Linked DNA regions of Mus musculus: region 1 is linked to region 2. A link is a loop called in an ENCODE intact Hi-C map of the cell type or tissue named here. Cell type or tissue: left cerebral cortex. All regions are shown on one strand. Links, peaks and the distances in the headings refer to the core of each region. The heading gives the core; the rest is flanking DNA.

What was found. Peaks named below come from ENCODE experiments on the same cell type or tissue, not always from the same donor. Only the 100,000 strongest peaks of a DNase experiment are listed, where the experiment ranks them.
Region 1: a loop joins it to region 2, with 7 times the contacts of the local background. A loop is called at or near these places in 2 of 42 quality-filtered maps.

The regions. Positions count from the first base shown.
Region 1 is chr14:57,466,958-57,483,369 of GRCm38, reverse strand. Ift88 (intraflagellar transport 88) reads right to left here. Exons shown (of 26, transcript NM_009376.2): 15 at 10,296-10,395; 16 at 7,241-7,327; 17 at 5,293-5,479; 18 at 3,365-3,473; 19 at 2,563-2,713; 20 at 1,859-1,974. Among named protein-coding and RNA genes, the nearest start is that of Il17d, 50 kb to the left of the region's middle. In left cerebral cortex, for the core only: no CTCF peak of the experiment used is centred there; DNase peaks (open chromatin) are centred at 5,742 and 8,110; H3K27ac peaks cover 1,437 bases.
Region 2 is chr14:57,526,093-57,534,092 of GRCm38, reverse strand. All of the region lies in intron 2 of Il17d (interleukin 17D), which reads right to left. Among named protein-coding and RNA genes, the nearest start is that of Il17d, 5.3 kb to the right of the region's middle. In left cerebral cortex, for the core only: a CTCF peak has its summit at 734 (motif pointing left); DNase peaks (open chromatin) are centred at 4,408, 4,598, 4,811, 7,584 and 3 more places; H3K4me3 peaks cover 563 bases; H3K27ac peaks cover 4,320 bases.

The sequences.
Region 1 (16,412 bases), core at 3,559-11,558, 54 kb after region 2:
CAGGGAGACACTGAAGACAAGGCTAGTGCTCAGACAGCACACATTTATATGGCATCCATTTACCAGGCCACGAAAGTTATTTCCAATGGAAAAAAATGGTTATATTGGGGGGGGGAGGGTATGGGGGACTTTTGGGATAGCATTGGAAATGTAATTGAGGAAAATATGTAATAAAGAATTAAAAAAAAGAAAACCTTTAAAAAAAAGGTTATATTAATCTAAGAATAAAACTTGGGAGAACAGGCAGGGCAGCAAGAGAAGAGAGAAAATGGAACTGAGTATACCATTAAGAAAGGGAAGAGACATGACCAATTAGACAGATATTCCAGAAAGGCTGTATTCAGATCTGAAGCCAGGAGGAGGCTGGGATTGAAAGAGAAAAAAACGGGGTAGGGGACTGAAGGTTTCAGTCTCACCAGGGAGGCCCACTATTTAAGCAGGGAGCATATCTCAGAGAGAAGTTATGTTTGGACAGCTACCGATGGAAGAGGGTTTACTGATGCTAATGTGGTTAGCATGGAAGAGCTGAGGCTCAGTGGAGTTAGTGCAGCCAGCGTGGTGAGGCTGGAGTACTGAGGAGATGGGCAGGAGATGGACTGGATGAAGAGTGGCTTGCCACACTTTGCCTTTTAGCTTTGGAAGTTAGTTTATAAAAAATAGAAAATTAGAAAAATTTTAAGAAAATAGACTCTTTGTTTAATTAAGCCAATTTAATCTAAAGTATATTTACCTTATGACACTAAGGAAGTTAACCTCATTATTGTTTGTTTTAAAATTACATTTATTTATTTATTTATCTACCTATCTTTCTACCTGTCTATTTTGTGTGTGTGTGTGTCTGTGGGGCCTAGGGATTGCCTTCAAGTGTCAGCCTTGCGGACAAATACTTCTTACCTGCTGAGTCATCATCTTGCTGGCCTCTTGGTTCTGGTTTTGAAATAGGATCTCACTCTTTAGTATAGGCTAGCCTCAAACTCATGGAAAATCCTCTTGCCTTAGTCTCTTGAATGGTGGGATCACACGCCTGAGCCACTATACCCATCTGGGGATGACTATGACACCATTTTTATAGGATACATAAAAATCAGAGTGAAGGATGGAACCATGTGGAGCGTGCCTTACTGAGGAATGGTCTAATGGCTAGGCTAAGGTACGATTAAGTATAATAAGTGTAACTTAAATCATAAAGATGTTACTGAACTAAAATTATTATTCTATTATTGGTAATTAGTTTTATAGTTATCAAAAACATATAGTTATATGAAACCAATGTAATAAAAAGTAATTGCCAAATGTAAATTCTACACAAAGATTACTTAAATCTCTGGGCCTTCTGCTATCCTCCCAATGATTTTAAGTTACAGTTCATCTCATAATTTAATATGGCTGAAGACAAAGGATATCATGCATTCATTTATGTTTGAATCAGATATGTGAAAAACATCCATTGTGAACTTAAAAATATTAAAACACTTAAATTTTAAAAGTTTAATTTTTAATGTTCAATGTACAACAATTGTAAATTGAAACCAACACAACTTCCTTCTATTAAGACTCTTTCAGCAATAAAATTGTCCCGACTGAAAAAGTCACTTTCTGATTTGTAAATAAATTCTATTTCCTCACTGAGGTATGAACAAGGAAAACAGATAAAGTATATTATAAAAGGTATTTAAAATTCCTATGCAACAGAAAATATAGCCACAATAGAGACAAAGAAGAATGAACAAAATACAAGAAAATGAAAATAATTCATTAAGATATTTTTATGACTCTATTAGGCTTACCAGACACTAATTTTTAGGGATAAAAATAGTATTTTTTAAAATAGTATTAATGTAAGATATTAACTACTTACTGTATAAGGGAAGCTCTTTCAAAGTACTGAATGGCTTTCTCGCAGAACTGTGTATCAATGTAATAAGCTCCAAGCCATTCAATGACTTCAATGTTAGAAGGGAAATACCTGTATGACTACAGAAAATAAAGAAGTCAGCAATTCAGCTTCAGTAGCAATACAGAATACACTCCTAATTAATTTATCTATTAGGTGGACTTACTTATAAAAAGTATGAGCTAGTAAAAGAATTTTACGAGTTTTAAAACTATACAAGACTTAAAAAACTTAGGTATACTTGACAGTTTTCAGTTATTTTTGCTCTGAGTCATAGAAAATATTTAAAAGAATCAGGTGATGCAAATCATGGTTGAAGAAAATGAGTTAGGGGCTGGAGAGATGGTTCAGCAATTAAGAGCACTGGCTGCTCTTCCAGAGGACCCAAGTTCAATTCCCAGCAACTGTCTGTAATGGGATCTGATGTCCTCTTCTGTCATGCAGGAATATGCAAATAGAGCACTCATATACATAAATAAATAACTCTTAAAATGAGTTAGTATTTTTCATTTTCATTAAAATGAACCAAACTATAGTTTAAGAATGTTTTGTTTTAACTAAATCATTATTAGTTTTAGACTAATACGCTTTTCTAAAGTGTTAGGGCCTGTTCCTTTAAAACCTGTACAATGTCAGAAATCGAAAGGCACATGAGACAGCACGCCTACCTCATAGTAATATTGGAATGCCTGGGACTTGTCTCCCTCACTATCGTATAACTCTCCCAGTTTAGACAGAGCTTGGGAATCAGTTGGAACAACGCTGATCAACTGCATCAGCCATTCAATAGCTTGATTGGGATCTTCCATTAACTCATATCTTGGACAATGTCAGTTAAGAAATCAAAGTGCTTTTCCAATATAGTAAGAGGCATTAAAAACATAACTCGTGCCTGCTTTTCTAACAGTGAGTGGGGAAACTTAAGAAAGCTGAGTGTTACAACAGCTGAAGTGACAGCAGTGCTCCATACTGCGCATGCACAGAGATCCAAGCGCAGGCTCTCACCACACACAGCACACAGCCCCACGAGTGCCGGCCACGGCACTGAAGGACTGTGAGGATTAGAGTTTTCAGAGAGCTATATTCACTATTCCTATACACCCAAAGGCAACAACCCTAATTAGTCCTCACTATCCTACAGGAGTCAGAGTTAATACGAGGCTAAAGTATTTAGTTGACTTTCAATCAGAGCTATGTTTACTCAAAATGTCCTCAATTCCTTCAATTATCTTTTTAAAAAATTAACAACTAACTAATTTTTTTAATTTTTAAAAGTTTTTCATTTTTTAAGTTTTAAATTTTAACAAATTCCTCTTGGGATTCAAATGATCTTTTACCAAATGAACTACTTATAGCAGTTTAATCCGTTAAGTTATCCTCAATTATCTCCATGGTTAATATTACTTAATAATTAATGTTCAATTTCCAACTGAGGAATTAATAACGTCCTTAAGCTTTCAAGTGAGATACATGTTTGCTATCTGGCAAAGAACTTGAGCGCTGTTCCGAAGGATCGCGTGCAGTTTCAGGAAGGAGTCCAGGGCTTCATCCAGACGGTTCAGCTTCTTATAGGTGAGGCCTTGGAAAGAAAGAAAGCAGCAGCACTACTGGCAGAATTGTACTCAAAGTGACTGGATCAATATGTAAATATATGCAGATATTTATCCCCAAGAGAAAATGAAAGTGAACTGAGGATTTAAAAAAAAACAAGAGGAGGTGAGATTTCTCCTAGCAGATAGCTACCGACAGCCCCAGTGAGCTTTCAAGTGTGTGCGGCGGGGGAACCAGCCAGTGGACTCAAAAGTGGAATAAATACTTCAGATATGAATCCAGCTATAAACATAATAAATAGACATTTAACGTTAATGGAGATGAAAGGATAAATGTGACACTTGATTGACTGCTCATGTTGAGAACAAACGCAGGTCCTTATTTCATTACAAAAAAGTTCAAAAGACGTAATAGCAGAAGCGAGGGGAGTTAGGAAGGGGAAAGGGACCAGGGGAGTGGGGACATAAGAGAGTCGGATGGGACTGAGGAGGTAAATATGATAGAAATACATTATGTTCATGCAAATGTCATAATAAAACCTATTATATATGATTAATACTTACTAATAAAATGTTTTAAAAATTAAAAATTTACTTTTAAATTACACAGAAAAAATAAAGCTGTAAGAATCTAAAAATATCTAGAATTTATAAAGCAAAAAAAAAAAATCAGCATGTAAATAGGCAGTTAAGCTTTCTAGGAAGGCCTGTGCCCTTCTCTTTCATATGCCAGTAAAACCCTTTGCAGACCTCAGATGTCACACGCTCCGTTCCTTCTTGCCATCTCTCGAAAGGTGCCTCAATTACACCTCATCTCAAGGCTTGGCGGTGGGCCTTTCTCCCTTTCTGCCTTTTTGTGCCTACCAATCAAAGGGCTTATAGGCTCTTTAAGTAGGCGCTGGGGATCAGAACTCAGGTTCTCTTGCTTGTGTGGCAGCAGCCATCTGCCCAGCACCCTCTCCCCTAGCTTTTACCTGCAAATTGCTAAACACCAGGAAATAGTTTATAAGACCAGACATCCAAAGAAAAGTAACAACATAAAAAAGACAAGAAACAAGCAAAAAACACAAACAAAATTCATAATCAAGCAACAACACATGCACAGAGAAGCATAATTTAAAAGAAACATCAGTACTAAAGAAACGAGGTCAGTATTAAAGCCATGTATTTGTTTGGAACAGCTTGGAAGCAATAGTGCCCATATCTGGCAACCTGAAGGACAGGAGGAGGAAGAGGTGGGGAAGGGCCTTTGTGGCTTGCAATGGTGCAGACAATACAAATGAATCTGAGAGGCTGGAGAAGTGGCTCAGCAGTTAGGAGCACTGGCTGATCTTCCAGAGGACCCAGGCTTGGTTCCTAGTACCCACATGGTGGCTCACAAACATCTATAATTCCAGTTCCAGGGGATCTGACACCTTGCTCTGGCCTCTGTGTGTTCCAACCACACACGTGTTGCACAGACAGGCATGCAGGCAAAACACCCACAGGCATAAAACAGAAAAAAAATTATGAGACATATTTGGCATTGTTAAAATGTGTCAAACTGTGGCACTAAACACTTAGTATATTTGACTTTTTTTTTTTAATTAAAAAGAAAGATGGATTTTTTTTCCTTCTACCTATTTGGGAAAAGTTTAAAAGCATCATCCCATATAATCAGAAGCTTGGGGACATAGTGTTCTAACTGTGATAGATATAGACATTAGAAAAGTCTTCTTGGAGAGCAACATAACACTGACCCAAATTTTACATAGCATGGCTTGTGAATTATCAACTCCATTTAGAATATCTGTTACTTTTAAAAGAAGGCTGGCAATTCCTTAATGCACTCTGCCATGTTGAACTTACCAATGTTATACAGTGCTTCAGTACAGGAAGAGTCGTTTCTCAGGGCCTCTTTATAGAACTCAGCTGCCTTCTCATAATCACCATTTGCAAAAACTGTGTTCCCTTTATTAGTGAGAGCTGACGGGTTATATCTATCCGAGTTCACAGCTAAATCTGCATAGCTGCTGGCTTGGGCAAATTCGTTTTCCTAAATGAAGTATAAAAGATAGACTTCATTTCTTCAGGTCTCTTCAGAATGTTCAGAGATTACTGAAATGACTTTCTGAGATGATAAACAATGATGAGCAAAACAAATATTTTAAATATCTTGGTTTTCCCAGGCTATGTGTAGCTGTCAAGTTCAAACAGCCAAGCTTCTCATGGCTGGCTTTCCTAGTCTCATGGTTTGATAACAACAGCATTTATATGTAGGTGGTTCCATGTTCCACGCCCTACCCGTGTCCTCATTTGCTGTGTACTGCCTTCCCACCTGAAGCACTGAAATAGCTGGAAGGGCCTCAGCTGTCCCCTGCTTTGCACCTTGCTGCCTCACCCACTAGGAGCCTGCACTTACGCCTATGTACTGCCTTCTCTTTCTCTCTCAGCCAGAAGCTTGATAGGGACCTTATCGTTCACATGAGGCCTGTGGAGGCCTTATTTCATTAGGGCAGGGCCAGGTCAGCTCGGTGAAACTGAGAACCCCTTTAAAATGCCCAACTCAATGACAAATGCTCCCCGGCATTGGGCAGTTACCACTATTGCCTCCCTCCTGGACACTTTCTTCCTCTGCACAGAAACCCTGTGTCCATTAGCAGCAACACTCTCCTCTCTCTTCTCCCGTTTCTGGATTTCTGTATTCTTTCTATTTCCCTTCCTATCCTGGACACTGGATGTTAAGTGGGATCTTTGAGTAGGGCCACTTCTTTTTTTTTTTTTTTTTTTTTTAATAAGTAAATCTTTTTTTTTTTTTTTTTTTTTTTTAAAGATTTATTTATTTTTATTATATGTAAGTACACTGTAGCTGTCTTCAGACACTCCAGAAGAGGGAGTCAGATCTTGTTACGGATGGTTGTTAGCCACCATGTGGTTGCTGGGATTTGAACTCTGGACCTTCGGAAGAGCAGTCGGGTGCTCTAACCCACTGAGCCATCTCACCAGCCCGAGTAGGGCCACTTCTACTTGGCGTGTTTGTATGGTACCATGTATTAACAATCTGTTGCTTCTAATGGCTGACTAAGGTCCAGTGGATGGATATACCATATCTGGTTTCCCCCTTGTTGCTGGTGCATCCTCAGGCTGCTTACATTCTCCTTTTGGTTGTTATGAACAATGCTGCTGTGGACATTCATGTCTGAGTCTTTATGTGCACTCCAAACCACAAATTACACAGAAATTGGTACCACCAAGTAGAATGCAGCTGAGAACAAAACTAAAATGTATAGCGTTGTCTTCTGGACAATAAACAGAACTCAGAAGAGGGCTGCTGAGAGGGCTTCAGGGGTGGGGAACTCGGTGGAGACCACAGAGGTGGGAAGGAGCTACTATCTGAGACTAAGGGGCAAATCAAGTCTGTAGTTGGAAGGCAACTGGCATATGTGGCACCCACCTACTTTCAGGAATCCCAGTGATTGACATCTAGTAGGCACTCAATGAATTCGTGTTACAGATGGTGCTGTGCAGCTCTAAGTCGACAGCACTTCCTTTGTCACTAACATGATAGGTCGAATGTCTCTAGTTCAGCTTGCAGCAGTCAGTCCGTCATTCTCTGGTGCCTTCCTCACTACCAGTCTCCCCTCATTTTTAAAGGGACAGTCTTCTTCAGCCCCTTCAGCACTGTCAGTCAGGCCGTTGGTGCACCTCAGTCCACTTACAGTTTGCACCAATCTTCTTTGGAGGCCTTTTCTTAGGCAGATTTAGTAATGCAAAACTATCATATGAACAACCCTTAGCTGTAAAAACCAAAACCTACCAGATAATACAGGAACGAGAGGTTGGTCGCAGCTGCACTCTTCACTCTACTGTCCTTCTTCTCAAACATTTTCAATGTGTCTACAGCCTAGAAACAGATTGTCTGAAGTTACTACCACTGCCATACAGTAGAATGCAAAGGTGTGGCTGGGGAAGGGTCTGTGTGGAGTGGAAGACAGAGGGCATAGGAGGGAACAACAGTAAATTCAAGAAGAACTTCATTTAAGATAAGATCTCACTAAACAGAAAAGGTAGACATTCTATAACAAGAAATAAGAACTGAATTTAAGAGCACACAGATGGATTTAACAGAGGATTAGACAGAGCTGAAGAAAGGACAGATGACCGGGAAAGGCCAGCTGTGGACCCTGAACCCTGTGAGTCAGGGAAGTTTCCTATTCGTCCTGCACAATGGCTGGGATGAGGACCTCATACCTTTTACCTGGCACAGTCCAATTTCCTCCTGACAGAATATGCTGGGGCTTCTGGTTGCAGCTATTACACACCAATCTACGGACTATTTTCCAATAGAGAACAACCAGAAAATTTACATAAAACACTATAAACAACTTGGAAGGCGCTGGAGAGTTTGAGGACCAAGATCCCACAAAACATTCTGAATAAGATACAGCTAAAGGATGCATATATTTAAAGAAAGATGTTCTTTAAAATGAACACAAAAGAGAGGCAAACACAGGGATGGGGCTTCTTTACATGTAACTGGGGTGCTAAGAGAGAAGAAAAATGGGTGGCTCAACAGCTTTCAAAATCAGTAACAGACAATAATTCTGGGAATGGTACCAAAATACTATCTAAAGTAGATAAATATAACTTCATCTTCAAGTCCTGAGAAAGTACACGCTTGGGCACCTGCCAAGTCTGATATAATGCTACTCAAATGGCATGCAGAACAGTAGGCACCTTACATGAACAGCATGGAGATCCAACTTAGAAATGCCTTTGATATGAGAAGGAGAAGGTGGAAGGGAGAGTGGGCTTTATTTTCATCCTTTTAAAAAGCATACATTTATGCTTGGCATCTTGGTATCTCCTATGTACGGCAAGCACTTGTGTCCAAGCAAACATCTGTCCTCATTTTACTGCTGCCATGAGCTACACCTGCCACAACTAGCCAGAAGAACATGCCGTGCAGCGCTTGATTCCAAGGAAGTACCAGGCAGCATGCTGGTTCAGGTTTAGTTAAGAATAAGAGTTTTAAAAACCAGATTCCAAGGCTAGAGGTGTGGATCAGAGGTATGATGCCTATCTAGAATATATAAAGGTCTTAGTTTGTGCCTAGCATCACAAATCACAATTTTGGTTCCCATATGAGTATGCTAGTACTCTTTTAAAGGGTTTTCATGGCCTTACAAAACTGTCTGACATTTCTAGACTAGCCTAACACTGGATAGGAAACATCCAAACATCATACCCTACCTTTTCAGGCTATGGAAGGAGGATAACAGTGAGTTAGAGGCCAGCTCGAGCTTCAGAGCAAAATTCTGTCTCAAAGGCAAAATAACCCCATGTGTGTGTGCACAACGGTGCTTAGTTTTGGATGAACAGTTATAAAACATGAACTGACTCTAGCTGCATATGTATCAAAAGATGGCCTAGTCGGCCATCACTGGAAAGAGAGGCCCATTGGACACGCAGACTTTGTGTGCCCCGGTACAGGGGAACGCCAGGGCCAAAGGGGGGGAGTGGGTGGGTAGGGGAGTGGGGGTGGGTGGGTAAGGGGGACTTTTGGTATAGCATTGGAAATGTAAATGAGCTAAATACCTAATAAAAAATGGAAAAAAAAAAATAAAACATGAACTATGGCAATGTACTATTAACCTTTTCTAAAAGTAAAGTAAAATGTAAAAATAAAATGCCAAGAGAAAATAGATAAATACAATTTTTTTCTACTGTGTCATCTATAACAGTATACTCCTTCATACACATAAATTATTTTTCAGGTCCCAAGATCACTCCAGCAAGAAAACAGAGACCAATTAATTTGTCTCACATCACATGATTCTACTGCAACAGAACTTACAATAACTGCTTACTTATTTATTTGCTTGTTTGTTTGTTTGATAAAGGGTCTCATGGGGCTCAGGGTGACTTCAAACTCACCAGTAGCTGAGGAGACCCTGGATTTCTGATTCTCATTTCCCCAGTGGTGGGATTACAGGCATGAGCCACTGAGGCTGACCATGGCATTTTAAAAAAGGATTTGCTTTTATTAGTTTTCCAAATGTGTGTATGTGTATGTCCCTGAGTGGCTCTGTGCATGTGATTCCCTGGAGCAGGATTTATGGGCAGCTGTGAGCTGCCAGATCTGAGTACAGGGAACCAAACTTGGAACCTCTGCCAAAGAAATACATGCTCCTAGCCTCTGAGCCACCTCTGCAGCCCTAACAGGTGTTTTAATGGGTGGTAAAATGACAGCAGATACAAGGAGTTTCTAGAAGGTTTTAGAGGTACTTAGGACACTAGCCATCAGTTTTATAACCTAGGAAACCCAGTGTATTCTGCTTGTTCTACTTTGGCATCCTCTCTTTTTCTTAAAACTCTGTGGACTTCGCTTTTGTCTCAGCTCTGCTCTATTTGAGCGAGTTCTAAAAGGCTGACAGTGCTCCACTCCATCCTCAAGACAACAGGTGGCAGTTGCCAGTGAGGGGATCCCAGAGTTCTAAGCCAGTGTCTAGCATGGGGAGCCCATCTGTCATGAGAAACATTTGAAACAGCCTCAAGAAAAGCTGTTCCACACAGGACAAAATGGAAGCACATCAGACTGCTATTTGGGATCCCTACACACACTGGCTTCTACAGGCCTTAGCCCTTTGCAGAACAGTCTGAAATTTTCAGGCCTGGACCAGAATAAGGTTTTGTAACTTAACAATATGTTATATATGGAAGGTATTTACACTTTAACAAACAGAACCAACATGTAGAAGAAGCTTGTCAGAGTTATGGGTGAGGGTGAAGCTCACGGGTAGAGCACTCTAATAGTATTCTAGAAAGGAGTTTCCCTGGGTCAACTGCCTGGAGAATGTGGTGGCACTTACTTGGTTAAAGTCCTTTTGTCTCAAGTAAGTAATTGCTTTGTTAATCTCCAGGTCGTTGGCCAGCTCCACATACTGAGAGGCTTTCACTACTTCCACACACCTGTAAGAAGGGCGAGACACAAAGCGGTACTTGCTTTATTTCAGTTATTTTCAGTTCTTTCTCTCTCCAAGTGTGTGTGTGTGTGTGTGTGTGTGTGTGTGTGTGTGTGTGTGTGTGTGAGTGAGTGTGTGTGTGCCTGCACCGTTCTGCTGGGTTCACACAATTGTGTGTATTCGTGCACATATGGAGACCAGGGATCAATGTCAGCTGCCATCCTCCTATCATTCTCCACTGAGACCATGGAACTCCTACAGAGAAAGCATTAATTGGAGGTTTCATTCCAGGTTCAGAGGCTTAGTCCATTATCAGCACCTGGGGGAGCATGGCAGCAGGCATGGCAGGCATATTGCTGAAGAAGTAGCTGGGAGCTGATCCTGATTCATGGGCAGAAAGAGAAAGCCTGAGCATGGCATGGGCTTTTAAGACCTCAAAGCCCATTGCCAGTGACACACTTCCTCTAACAAGGCACACATCCTATCCCTTCTAGCTTTTCCAAGAGAGTCACTCCATGGTGACTGAACATTCAAACAGACGAGCCTATGAGGCCATGCTTATTCAAACCACCACACATGTCAATCTTAGAAACAATGATAAAAACAACAGAAGGCATTACACATGCGGTCATGGATATTTCATTAAATCTGCTTCAGTGAATAAAACAAAACAATATGTGGCACTGAGGGTGTGGTTCATTAGTCCAGACCATAATTAAAAACATAGAATCCCCTTCTCCAATAGAACCTTTTCCTGAAAAGTCCCATATATAAAAGAGTCTTTCTGTTTGAAATAGGGATAGAGGACTTGAGCCCCCCCTCCCCCACTTGCAATATACCTCACTGAATGACCATCTGTCCCCATCTGAAGACACGGCTCATGAAAGTTCAGTTCCAAAAGAATAATCTGGGAACTCAGGTATACACAGCAAATATTTTTTTTTAAAGATTTATTTATTTTTATTATATGTAAGTACACTGTAGCTGTCTTCAGACACTCCAGAAGAGGGAGTCAGATCTCATTACGGATGGTTGTGAGCCACCATGTGGTTGCTGGGATTTGAACTCCGGACCTTCGGAAGAGCAGTCGGGTGCTCTTACCCACTGAGCCATCTCACCAGCCCCCACAGCAAATATTTATGAAATGCCTATTACATGTCAGACATTATGTTTTGGTACAGGGACTGCAAGAGTAGATACAATACAATGCCTCACCTGTGAGGAAAGAATAGTAAAGCAAGCTCTTTACAAAGAAGTACAAGAAGACAGGTGAGAGATCAGAGATTCCACAGATACTGTAGCTCAGTGTGAAGGCCAAGTCTGAACGACTTGAAAAAAAGAAAGGTCTCCTAGGATGAATCAATAACACTCTAAGGATGTGTAAGGCCAGCAAGCTGGGCCTATTTAAGATGCAACTGCTACATGGAGCAGAAAGCACTCAAAACATGGAGAGAAAGATGTCCTGGGAAGCAGACAGAAGGTACATCATTTAGAGCCTCTGTGGCAAGACAAAAAGAATGCACTCGGCACCCTGAAAGTCCCAGACAAGGATTGAAGATGCTACCAAATATGCCAATTTGCACTGACAGTCATGGAGGTCAGAGGATAGGTAGATAGAATGGACGAGTCTTGAACAAAATGAGGTTTATATCTATATAGGTAGAAAGAGGAGACAGGCAGCCATTCAGAGAGAAAGGGAGGCAGAATTAGTGGGTGGTCACTGAGATAAAGGACATGGAGATAAGTTTAGCTCAGACAATCAGGTAACTAATGGTCCCATCATCTCTGATGTGCAATTCATGATGGGGTGTGTAAGTACACAATAACAGGGCTAAAAGAGAGGTTATGCTTGGGGCTGAAGAATCAGAATTACATTGATAGAGCAGACTGAGCTGGCCTATAAGACAACACTGAGTCTTAGAAAAAGCATTTGGAACTGACTAGATATAAGAGACAGTAAGAGGCACAAGTGTTGAGGTGAAAACTTTCTACCCAAACTTCCAACACAGAATGGTGAGGCAAGTTTCTGTTTCCCTCAGCACAAAACCTAGTTGTTATATAATTTTATCCAGTTCTGCCACTGACTTGATGAGCACAGGACTACCCTACACTTCAAGTCCCTGTTGTGAGGGGTAGGCTGAGGTTCACACTGCAGCCCCATGCTGCCTCAGAGAAGAGGCTCTTGTGAGCTCCTCAGGTTCCATTCCTTGCTATCACGGCACTCAGAACTGTACAAGTTTATCACAAAGAGCATTCTGAGGACACAGATGGAGAATGTGATGACGGCTCAGTGGTTAAAGCACTCACTGCCGGACCATTTGAGTCGGATCTCCACACCCAACCTAAAGGAAGAACAACAGAATGGACTCCAGAAAGCTGTCCCCTGACCTCTCTATGCACACCATGACATCCACAGAAACATTCACGTATAAATAAAGAGAATGTGGTTAAAATCTGGAAGGGTCCTTAGCAAAGGAATGTATTAACTGGAGGAATCTGGGGTCTTCCACCTTAAAGTTTAGTTTAAGTATTTTGGTGTGTGTGTGTGTGTGTAAAAGACTTCAGATATCTGGAATGTAGAGAATATTCTTCCTTCTACTTAGAATACTCTCTTACCCACTTTTATCTTTACTAATTCTTTACTTCTCAATCCAGATATCAATATAAGATTTCTATGGCCCCAGTTTATAAATTAGGCATTCCTATTAAATGAGGGACTAGTACCTTATAAATAAAGTGTCACTTTATGTCAGGGTACTGATCACTTAGATTGCTTTGTTGTTGTTAATATATTTATCAACTTAATTCAACTGAAACTTACTGAATTAAAAAAACTTCAAAAAAATTTGACCTATCATTGGCCTCAATGAACAAGTATTTCCTTTTTTTGTGGCCACTGGCTTTCTAAGCATAACACTAAAATCATAAATGATAAAAAGACTGATTAATCTCATTTCTAAAACCCCTCCTGGAAAACAATTTGTAGTAATTTCTTGCTGGATTAAAATTTTTTCAGTATGAAGACACCTGACAAAATAATATAAAATGTAGAAGGTTAGAGGGAATGTAGTCATGGTTTCTAAAGTCGGATTACCAATGAAGCAGTCTGTGTATCAATTTATATTGTACAACTAAGTGAGCATACTGTTGAAAGCTTTGTCCTCTAAGACTAGAAACTAAGCAAAAATATCTACATCATCACTTCTGAGCATTGAAATAGATGCACCAGAGTGCTGGTTTGCATATGCTTGGCTCATGGGAAATGGCACTATTAGGAGGTGTGGCCTTGTTGGAGTAGATGTGACCTCGTTGGAAGAAGTGTGTCAATGTGGAGGTGGGCTTTGAGGCTCCACCGAGTGTGGAAGAGTCAGTTTCTCCTGGCTGTACTCAGATCAAGATGCCAAACTCTCAGCTTCTTCTCTAGCACCAAGTCTGCCTGGACACTGCCATGCTTCCTGCCATTATGATAATGGACTGAACCTCTGCCCCGATTAAATGTTGTCCTTTATAAGAGTTGCCTTGGTCATGGTGTCTCTTCACAGCAATGGAACTCTAATTAAGTCATCTAGTAAGGTGAAGAAGCTCAGATGGGCATGGTGGGAGAGGCAGGAGGATTGCAGTTTGAGGCCACCCTAGGATACACAGAAAACTCTGTCTCAAAAATCAACAGCAGGCAAGGGAGATGGCTCAGTGAGTAAAGTGTTTGCGCAAAACCATAGAACCCAGATAGAAGCCAGACTGACAGTGTGAGCATCTCAATCACAGCACTCCTGAGGAGACCAGAGAGGAGGAGGACACAGAGAACCCGTGGAAGCTAGAGAACCAGCCCAGCTGACATCAACAGTAGAGGGGAAAGGTGAGCCTTCTCTCTCTCTCTCTCTCTCTCTCTCTCTCTCTCTCTCTCTCTCTCTCTCTCTCACACACACACTTTTTAAAAATAATGAAAGAAAAAAAAAGCTAGTTTGTTAAGTGTGGTGATCCCCTGCAGACTTAGAAGCAGGCAGGGGAAAAATGTTCCATGAAGAGACACTGGGCCAGGACTTCTAGAGTCTGGCCCAGATCATTTCACTTTAGCCATATTTAAGCATAACCCATTTTGGGGGAAAAGAAGTTTTCTGATGATAATGAAGTCAGCCCTGTGAGTAGAACACAGCATTTACATGTCACATTACTGTCTCTGTTAAACACTACATGCTCACACTGAAGCTCTTCGCAAGGACACATGGCTTCATTTGTAAGCTGGGCTCTTGGTGACTTAGAAACAGTGCTTAGGATAAGGTCTAGGAGTAGGAGTGAGGTAAACAATGCCTGTGGGAGTCAGGACTGACCCAGCCCTGAGATAACACAGACGTCACTTAGGCTGTTGTGAAGCACACGTGACATCACTCATAAGGTCGAGGTTTATGGCCTAAAAGCAATGCTCAAGATTTGGGATTAAGATTAAGTAAAAGTAAGTTCTAGGAGATAAGGTAGAGCCTGTCTCATTAGACAGCAAAAGATCCAGGACAGCCAAAGCTAGACACAGAAAAACCCTGTTTAGAAAAACAAAAACAACAACAAAATGTTTACAACCAAAACAACATCAGATAAGACAAATGTAACAAAAGGTATATAGGTATTAGATGACTTGATGTGCTAGGTAGGGGGTGATACCCAAGGGAGCCCCCCCTTCTTAGAGGAGAAGAAGAGGTGGAAATGGGGGAGGAGCTATGGGAAGGGGGGACTGGGAAGAGACGGGGGGGGGCAGATATTGGGATATAAAGTGAACAAATAAATAAATTGATGAAAAAAAAACTCTAAAATGTGATATTAAAAGAAACTTAGGAGACATAAATAAATAGAGGCATATACCATGCTCACAGTTGGAGTGCTCACAATACAGAGATGGTGATTGTTCCTCTCCTCATCTGCTGATTTCAGTGACATTCTAAGCACTTTCCAGAATGTCAAGAAATGAGAAGAAAACTGTCTTAGTCAGGGTTTGTATTCCTGCACAAAACATCATGACTGAGAATCAAGCTGGGGAGGAAAGGATTTATTCAGCTTACACTTCCACATTGCCGTGCATCACCAAAGGAAGTCAGGACTAGAACTTAAGCAGGGAAGGAATCTGGAGGCAGGAGCTGATGTAGAAGCCATGGAGGAATGTTACATACTGGCCTGCTTCCTCTGGCTTGCTCAGCTTGCCTTCTTATAGAACTCAGGATGACCAGCCCAGGGATGGCACCACCCAGAATGGGCTAGGCCCTCCCCCCTTGATCACTAATTGAGAAAATGAAGGCATTTACAGCTGGATCTCAGAGGCATTTCCTCAAGGGAGGCTCCTTTCTCTGAGGTAACTCCAGCTTGTGTCAAGTCGACGTGCAAAACTGAAAGAAAGATGAAATTTCAAAACCTGTAAGTCATATAAAGTACTCAGAAATTGCTGGTTGTTATGTGAGCCTAGAGGCTGCCTGGGGCTGAGAGAAAAGAAAAACAAACCTGGGTATACCCTGTAGTTAAAACATTCCTGGGAACATCTTGGCCATAAGATAAAGAGGAATGTGAGGACATAACAGGGCTATCTGAACTGAGTCAACAACTCACAGAACTCTGACACCCTGCACGTACATGTAAGTTTTCTGCTGATGTTTGAATAAGCCAATAGTGTGTCGCTATGCTGAATTCCACACCCCTAAGCCCCTTACCCCATAAAAACCCCTAGCTTTTGAGCCTCGTGGCCGACATCTGTTATCTCCTGTGTGGGATGCATGTCGGTCCAGAGCTCCGTCATTAAATGACCTCATGTAATTACATCAAGATGGTCCTTCGTGATTTTTTGGGTGCACGCCGAATCGGGAATTGAGTGGGGGGGGGGGTTCCCCACTAAGTTCTATCAAAACCAGCCAGTACAAAAACCTAAAGACTGGGAAAAGATAGTTGTGAAGCACTTATTCATTGAAGTACTAAAACAAAAAAATATGTGAAGGACTCCTGAAACCAAACAAGAACAAAGGAAAACTATAAAATTGGGCCGAGCAGGAC
Region 2 (8,000 bases), core at 1-8,000:
TGCATGCTAAAGTAAAGCCCCAGCCCTGCGGAGCCAACCATCAAAGCCGACGGTAATCCGGGAACAATGCTCCATGACAATGTTTTTATTTTTATTCCCTGACAGGTGATAGGTGCGGCAGAGCTGGCTGGGTTTTGAGAAGCCCACTGGGGGAAACTCAGCTTTGTCCTTGAGCAAAGCCAAGGCCATCTGTCCATTAAAATAAATACATATATATGTATATATTCATATGTGTATATATAAATTTATATGTACATATAAGTTCATATGTATATATAAATTCATACACACACACATATTATGAAAACACCAACATCTCTTACTTCAGCTGCTTGGAAAACAGTAAATCTCCTTTTCTACAGTGACCAATAGGGATAAACAGCATTATGAAGACCCCAGCCAGACCTAAGGCATTCTCTTGGGTGTTTGTCCCTCTTTTCCTAACAAGCATTAGCCTAGTAAGCTGGCGTAGGAAGAACATAGTACCTGCACTACTGAGATAAATGCCAGCGCATTAGATAAAACAGAATCTCCATCTTCCTGGAAGACAAAAGAGGTCTGTGATGTTGTCTCAAGGTCATTTGGAGCAACCCACAGCTACGGAGCAGAGACACAGGAAAGAGTGAACTTCCCAAGGCAAAGCTTAGTTATGAAGGGACCCTCCATCCCAAATTCCAAGGAGTTGAGAGGCCCTGGGCCACCATTTGGCAGGATGCTTGCCCTGTGCTGCCCCCTGTTGGCCAGTGGCGCCTCTGCAAGGTGTAATGGATTCCCTGGGTCCAGAACTCTGGTCAGTTTGCAGAACTCTGTACTCCAGCCTGAGCAAAAAAAACAAAACAAAACAAAACAAAACAAAACAAAAAAAAAACAAACAAACAAACAAAAAAACCTCTGAAAATGCATTACAGTGAGAGGGTGTGTTTTTAAGTGGTAAATAGGAATGTTTTTAAAGGGTAGGTATTTTAAAGGGTAGAGGATAGTGTTTCCTCTAACATTAAACTACAGATTCCCCTTAAACCTTAGCCACTAGATACCTTCCTGGAAACGTGTCTCCCCGTGCCTGAAACTTCAGAGAGTTCATTGCTTATAAACTAAAGTTTAAGTTATAAATTAGGTTCTCTAGGTTAGCTAAAACAGTCAGTACTATAGTATGTGAATCTCAACATGTCACTGATTTTGAGATTCATGCTTCTCGTGAGGAGATGTAGTGTCTACATGAGATGAACTGAGGAAGGCTAGTGTGCTGACACAGCACTAGGTGACTCTTGCAGAGTCACTTGTACACAGAGTCACTGGTACAAGGGTCACTTGTACACAGCATGGCAGTACTGGGATGCATTGTGACAGCTGAGATGGTTACTGTGTGACTGTGTGGCTGCAGAGAGGGCAGAGCACACAGTGTGTTTACACTGCGCAAAGTGGTAGTTCATGTCCCAGAAGGACAAGGTTTCATGGCACTGCTGAGGTTGACTGCGTGTGAAACATATGGGTTTCTGGAATTCCTTTAGTATTCTCAGGTCACAGTTGGCCCTGGGTAATTCAAGTCACGGGGTAGAAAGTCACGGAGGAGGGAGGTAGAGGCCACGGTGCCTTGATTCCCTTACCACTCTCCAACATTACATGTCTTTGATGTTTAAGTCAGCGTAATGCTATGTAGGCCAAGAGCCTCAAAAACATGATCCTCCTGCCTCAGCCTCCTGAAAGCTGGATGGTGGGTGTCATACCACCTTACTGCCTCTGATTTTTAACTTATTTTCTCTTTTTCTTCCTTCCTTCCTTCCTTCCTTTCTTTCTTTCTTTCTTTCTTTCTTTCTTTCTTTCTTTCAAGATTTACTGGGCAGAAAGAGGTGTGAACAGTATCAGCGCTCATAGCAGCATTTGGGGCCAGTGGCTCCCCTTGTTCCGGTAAAGGCCCTGTAAAACCCTTGTTAACATTTAATGGGTAAATGTGGCCTTAGGTTTGGGGAAGATGGAATAACTAATTGACATCTCACAGGATAAGAGGGTTGCTTAGGTGAGCCATCCTTTCTGTTGGCCTGGCCTTTCCTTCTAGGCCTTTATAAATCAGCACCCACAGAGAGCAGACCACAGCTTGTCAGAGCCAAAGTTCACCCGGAATGCCTGGGCCACCACTGGGCACGGGTAACCTTGTCTGCTCACTAGTATAGTGACTGGAGGTCATATGAGCTGCATCAGTACATTTAGACAGAAGTTTCTCCATAACTGAGACTATGCTACAGGTCTATAGGCAGATGCTCAAGTGATTCCTTAATCCCTTGCTAAGTTACATCTTGGTGGCCCACATGTCTGTTTTAAAGTCACCTGTCCTCTCCAACCTTTGCTCTCAGTACTCTTCCTTTGAGATGTTTGAAGACGTGGCAGGGTCACCCTCAACAGGGTGGCACAGGGAAGCCAGGGTGTTCAGGATAGGGTGGGCTGTAAAAAGTCATTACAGCCCAGGTGCTGGCTGAAGCAAATGCAATTTCTTCCTGTGGAGAACTCTGGAATGCAGAACTTTGAACTTGGAAGTTACCTTGGAAAGAAGGAAAGTCAAGGGCATATGAACCCACCTCAGGCTTCCAAAACAATACACACACCAAAGAATGCTTGCAAGGGATTAAGGGGTCACCTCGGCATCTGCCCACAGGCCTGTGACATTTACTCACAGTTGGTCACCAAGAGCCAACAAATTTTGTTTGTTGTGAAATAAATTTAGATGTAGGCTCTTTTTTTTTGTTGTTGTTATTGTCTTTGTTTGTTTTTTGTTTTTTCGAGACAGGGTTTCTCTGTATAGCCCTGTATAGACTGTCCTGGAACTCATTTTGTAGACCAGGCTGGCCTTGAACTCAGAAATCCGCCTGCCTCTGCCTCCCAAGTGCTGGGATTAAAGGCGTGCGCCACCATGCCCGGCTAGATGTAGGCTCTTAGAGGAGGAAAGGGTATATAAAAAAGCAACAATGCCTCAAAATAAGCTATTTTGCATTATTCATATCCTAGAGAAAAAATATTTTTAGTCCTCTACTATAAGAATAAACAAGCTAAAATTGCTTCGAGTCCCGGCAGGTGTTTATCTTTGGGGTGTCATCATACAAGCTGGTGTGTCTTTAAGCGGTAATAACCTCCAGTGTCCCGGCAGTACATTTCTGAATATATTACGTTGCTGTTTAAAAAATGTTCCTGAGCAATCAAGTTGATTTATTTTTGGCATTTTTGTTTTTGAAGCAAAGGAGAAACAAACATATTATGCCAGAAGGTAAATGAGAAAATGTTTTTATGCTCTGGGAGATGAATGATGCTTTTCTAATAACAGACCAGGGGCTGGATGGAGGAAGTCTCAGGTGCCCCATATTCCAGGTCTACTATTTTGGATCTTTCACCTGGTGATAATCTCTTACAGTCTGAGCTGTGATGTCATCAGAGTGCAGCCCGACAACAACGGAGCCACAGGCCTCTAAGAACCCCACCTCACTGTCTACAGCACCCCTTCTGTGAGCCCCCGGCCCCTTCTAACAGAGACTCTGGCTGTCTCTCCAAGGCTGAAACATGCGTTTTTGCAGCTTCTGCCTTTTCCTCATGCTTGGGAAACTTCCCTTCTCTCTGTTAACAAAGTTGGCACAGTAGCACAGGTCTGTAGTCCCAGATACTCGGAAAGCTGAGGCAGGAGGATCACTTAAACTCAGGTGTTTGAGACCAGCCCAAGCAACACAGTGAGACCCTTTTTTAAAAAAATGCAGTAGGTGTGGCACCTAAGCCTTTAGTTCCGGTGCTCTAAGAGTTCCAGACCAGCTGGGACTATTGAGACCCTGGCTCAAAGAAAGGAAGGAAGGAAGGGAGGGAGGGAGGGGAGGTGGCTATTATTATGTATGTATTATGTTAATTTCTCTTTGAGCACAAATGTGGCAGGTGCTGATCAGAACTTTTCCCTTCATGGAGGGCGACTTATTTAAGTGATCTGAAAGCTATCTTCTTCTTCATTGCTGTTTTATGCAGCTCCCTATTTCTTAGTGGACATCGTGATGCCTTCCACCCTTGCCACTACAGCAATGACTAAAGTCCTTTCCCACCAGTCATTTGGTGTGTGGACACCTGGGTTTGCAGGAGAGATGCTGGTAAGCCGATTCATTGGGTCAAAGTGATAATGACTGAGACTGAGCCAGGCACAGGGGTGCACCTGCAACCTCAGGAGGTGGAGGCAGGAGATCACTTTAGCCCAGAGCATGAAGCCAGCAAGATCCCTTCTCAAGACATATTTTTGATAATTACAGTCCCTGTTTCCTCCTTCCCAAGTCATCCCAATTCACACCCCTCAGCCGCGCCAGGATGTGGGCTTCCTTCTTCCCCCGCCTTTGTCAAAGCAGCTCCCCGATGGCTGCACAGAACAGCTTCTCGCTGTGGTTTCCATGTGTTTTGCTCCCTTGACTGCAGTAATCAGCTCTTCACTGAGAGAGAGAGTCAGACCACGTGGTTTTCCTTCCCTGCATGTGCCCTGACCTTGGCCCACCTTCCCATGATGTCACTGGCTTTATTGGTTTGTGGGAGCTCATTGGGAAAGGAGCCCTTAGTGACATGAGTTGCCCTGCACTCTTTTATTTCCACAAGACAGCACAGCATGTAATTATGTAACCACGTTACTTGGTCTTATCTTTTATGGTGTCTGGGGCTGTGAGCTACTAAACAAGCCTCCTCCATACCAAGATTATAAATAAAATTGTTCGTGTTTTTCTTCCTCTTTGTGGCCTTATTTTTCACACTTAAATCTTCCAATCATCTGGAATTTGTTGTCACACAGGAGCGAGATCCAACCATATTTTCTTCCAACTGGAGACCCAGCTGTCCTAAAACCAAACAGCCAGCTGATAGCTCGGTGCCTGCTTTAAAACCTGAATTCCACCTACAGTGATCTTTCTTGTGCTGTGGTATTTCTGACTCTACATCTGTTTTCCTACCCATCTTCCTGAGCTTCTACTTTGCCTATAGGGATGTGGGCATCTCAGGCCTCCATCCCCAGAGGAGACGGCTCTGGGAATCCAGAAGAAAAGCAAATTCCCCACACATTCAGGAACCATATATGCAGTGGTGTAGAATATGCACAGAACCTCTCGTACTCTCCTCTAGACTTCAGCCATCTCTCCAGGCTTGCAATGTGACCTGACCTAGCCATGCTCTGTATGCTGCTGCGCCATTGGGAGTCATGATGGGAGAGACTGCACACTCTGCCATGCAAGCTTTCTCAGATAATCTTGCAATGCAGCCGGTTGGCTCTGTGGATGCACAATCTGCAGATCAGAGGAAGGTTGAGAGCACCACCTCTGCAGCGGGTACTAAATCCTGCAGCTGAGCTGGTGGGATTTGTGCAACCCTCTCACAGATGAGCCTCTGCACTTCCTGGAATGCACCCCCCACCCCCTTCCCTGACCCACAGGTTTTTTTTTTTTTTTTTTTTATTTCAATCCCATAGATCTCATTATGGGTGGTTGTGAGCCACCCATGTGGTTGCTGGGATTTGAACTCATGACCTCCAGAAGAATAGTCAGTGCTCTTAACTGCTGAGCCCTGGAATGTACTTTTTCTACCTTCTTTAACTCAGGAGGTGAGTGACAATGGAGGAAGTGCCCAGAGAGGCAGGAACCAGGGCTGGCTTCAACAGCATCTGCAACAATGGCCCTGCATGGTCCCCTGAAGCCTAGCTTCCTTCTAGTCAGCATAAGCTACCTGACCCCCATTTTCTCACAGGGCAGATGGGGGTGATAACTCATCACTGCTGTGAAGACTGCATGGGATAAACAAGGGGCCTGAAGCTATGTGATCTTCGAGTGGTAGATGGAAACTGTCCCCCCTTCAGTCACCTCAAGTATGGGGGGGGGGGTCACCAACCACTTCCCTCCCTGCCCCTTCCCTGCTTTCAGATGTGGCCATGGAAGAAATAAGTTCCTGCAGCAGGACCAGCTTAACCTCCCATGTAGGATGCTGAGTGGAGGATCTCTAGCCTCTTTCTCCCTCCCTCCCTCCCCCCCCCTCTCCCTCCCTCTCCCACATCTCGAGAGTCCTTATCACCTGTCCCTCCCAAAGGCAGTAAGACTCAACAAGCTCGACTTAACTCCATCTTCAAACATCTTTTACAGACTATGCCTTGGTCAGAACCGTAGGAGACATGCCTAGAGGGAGAGGACTTGAGACTTGCTGTGTGTTACCTGTGTGTGTTTTGGCCAGCCTCAACTCCAACACTGTGTCCCTGTACAGAGCTAGGATTTGTTACAGAGGGTCCCCTGTATGGGCCCACTTCCACGTGGGTGGAGCTGTGAGAAGGGATGCACCACAGGTGGGCTTTGCCTGAAGAGCAGCCAGGTCAAGGGCTGGGTACCTGGGAGAGGGGCTGCTGCTCAAGGGAACTGATAAGATTGGCCCCAGCCTTGACCCAGGACATAGTTCACACCCCTGATGCCCCCTCACCCCTTCCTGCTACTCAGCCAGCTACTCAGCCAGCCCTCCCTTTTCAGTATCCTTGTTCCTGTCTCTTTCCACTCTGCCGCCTCAGCTGAGGCCCTCCTTGTCTCCTGGAAGCACCGCAGCATGCCTGCTGGGCCCTACATCTCTTACTTGCTACAGTTTGTAACTTAAGTCGTCCGTCACCCCCCCCCCACCCACCCCCCCCCCGTGGCAAAGGCTTGCTCCTCAGGGTGCTGCTATTGGAAGGTAGTGGCGCCTTTGAAGGTGAGACCCAGCTGCTGGAGGCCTTTGGGTCACTAAGTGTGCACACGGAGGAGACTGTGGTACTCTGACCACTTCCTTTTTCTCTCTTTCTCGCTTCTCAGTAATGAGGTTTTGCCCACATGCCCCTGATACACTGTCACCTGGTACCCCACTAGAAGCCTAAAGCAACAGGTCTGCCTGATCATGGACCAGCATCTCTAAAACTGAGCCAACCCTTTTTTTCTTTTTCGCTTTATTATCTCAGCTGTTTGTTTTTTATGACTTATTTCCTTACTTATTTTGTGTATCAGGCGGTAACCTTGTATGTGGAGGCCAGAGGACACTTGCTTGGGGTCTATTCTCTCTTTCTATTGTGTGGGTTCTGGGAATCAAACTTAGGTCCTTAGGCTTGCCAGCAGGCACCTTTATCTGATGAGTTAACCTGTTGGCCCAGGTATTTGTTACGGTAAAGGCCAACTGACTAATAACATCTTCTCTGGAATACAGGAGGGGATCACTGTACAGCTTTAGAAATCAAGAAACATGTACTTCCAACACTCAGAAGGATCTCTGTGGGTTCGAGACTAGGTTGGTCTACACAGAGAGTTCTAAGACAGCCAGGGTTACATAAGGAGACTCTGACTCAAAACAACCAACCAAACAATATGTTACTGGGGTGGGATGCAGCTTGGTGGTGGAACACTTCCTAGAAAATCTGAGGCCCTAGGTTCCATCTCCAGCATGACAAGACAGACAACCACAAAGCCCCTCTGGTAGCTCTCTGTAGACTCGACATTATTCCTCTCCTCTGCCCACACAGCCCTTACCTAGAGTCCACCCCCATCCTGGAAAGGCTCTCGTCCAAGGTGCCTGCCTATCTTTCTCATCTACAGGGTGGAGTGAGGGCTCCCTCATCCGAGCTACTTATGCATCCTGTCACGGGCATCTGCCCAGGCCACTGTGGCCACGCTCCACATCCCCATGCTTCCCTTGGACATGCTCTTCTTTTGACACAACACCTGGATTGGGCCATCCTCAAAATCTTGCCCATTCTCCACAAGGCCTGAATGTCACTTTCTCCTTCAAAGGGGTGTTCTCTTCCTCCCTCAACTTCAGGCTACCTCACGCTGGAAACTTTGCTTCTCATCTGAGGTTCTATCCCCATATTAGTTTCCCCAGACACTCTCTCAGAGGGCGTGCCTCTTAGCTCTCGGCGCCCCAGCACTTCTAGATTACACTCCTACAGGCCTCCTGTAAAAAAGGGTCATGTGGCCTGGTTCTTCATGGTGTATCTGGCAGAGAATTGGTAT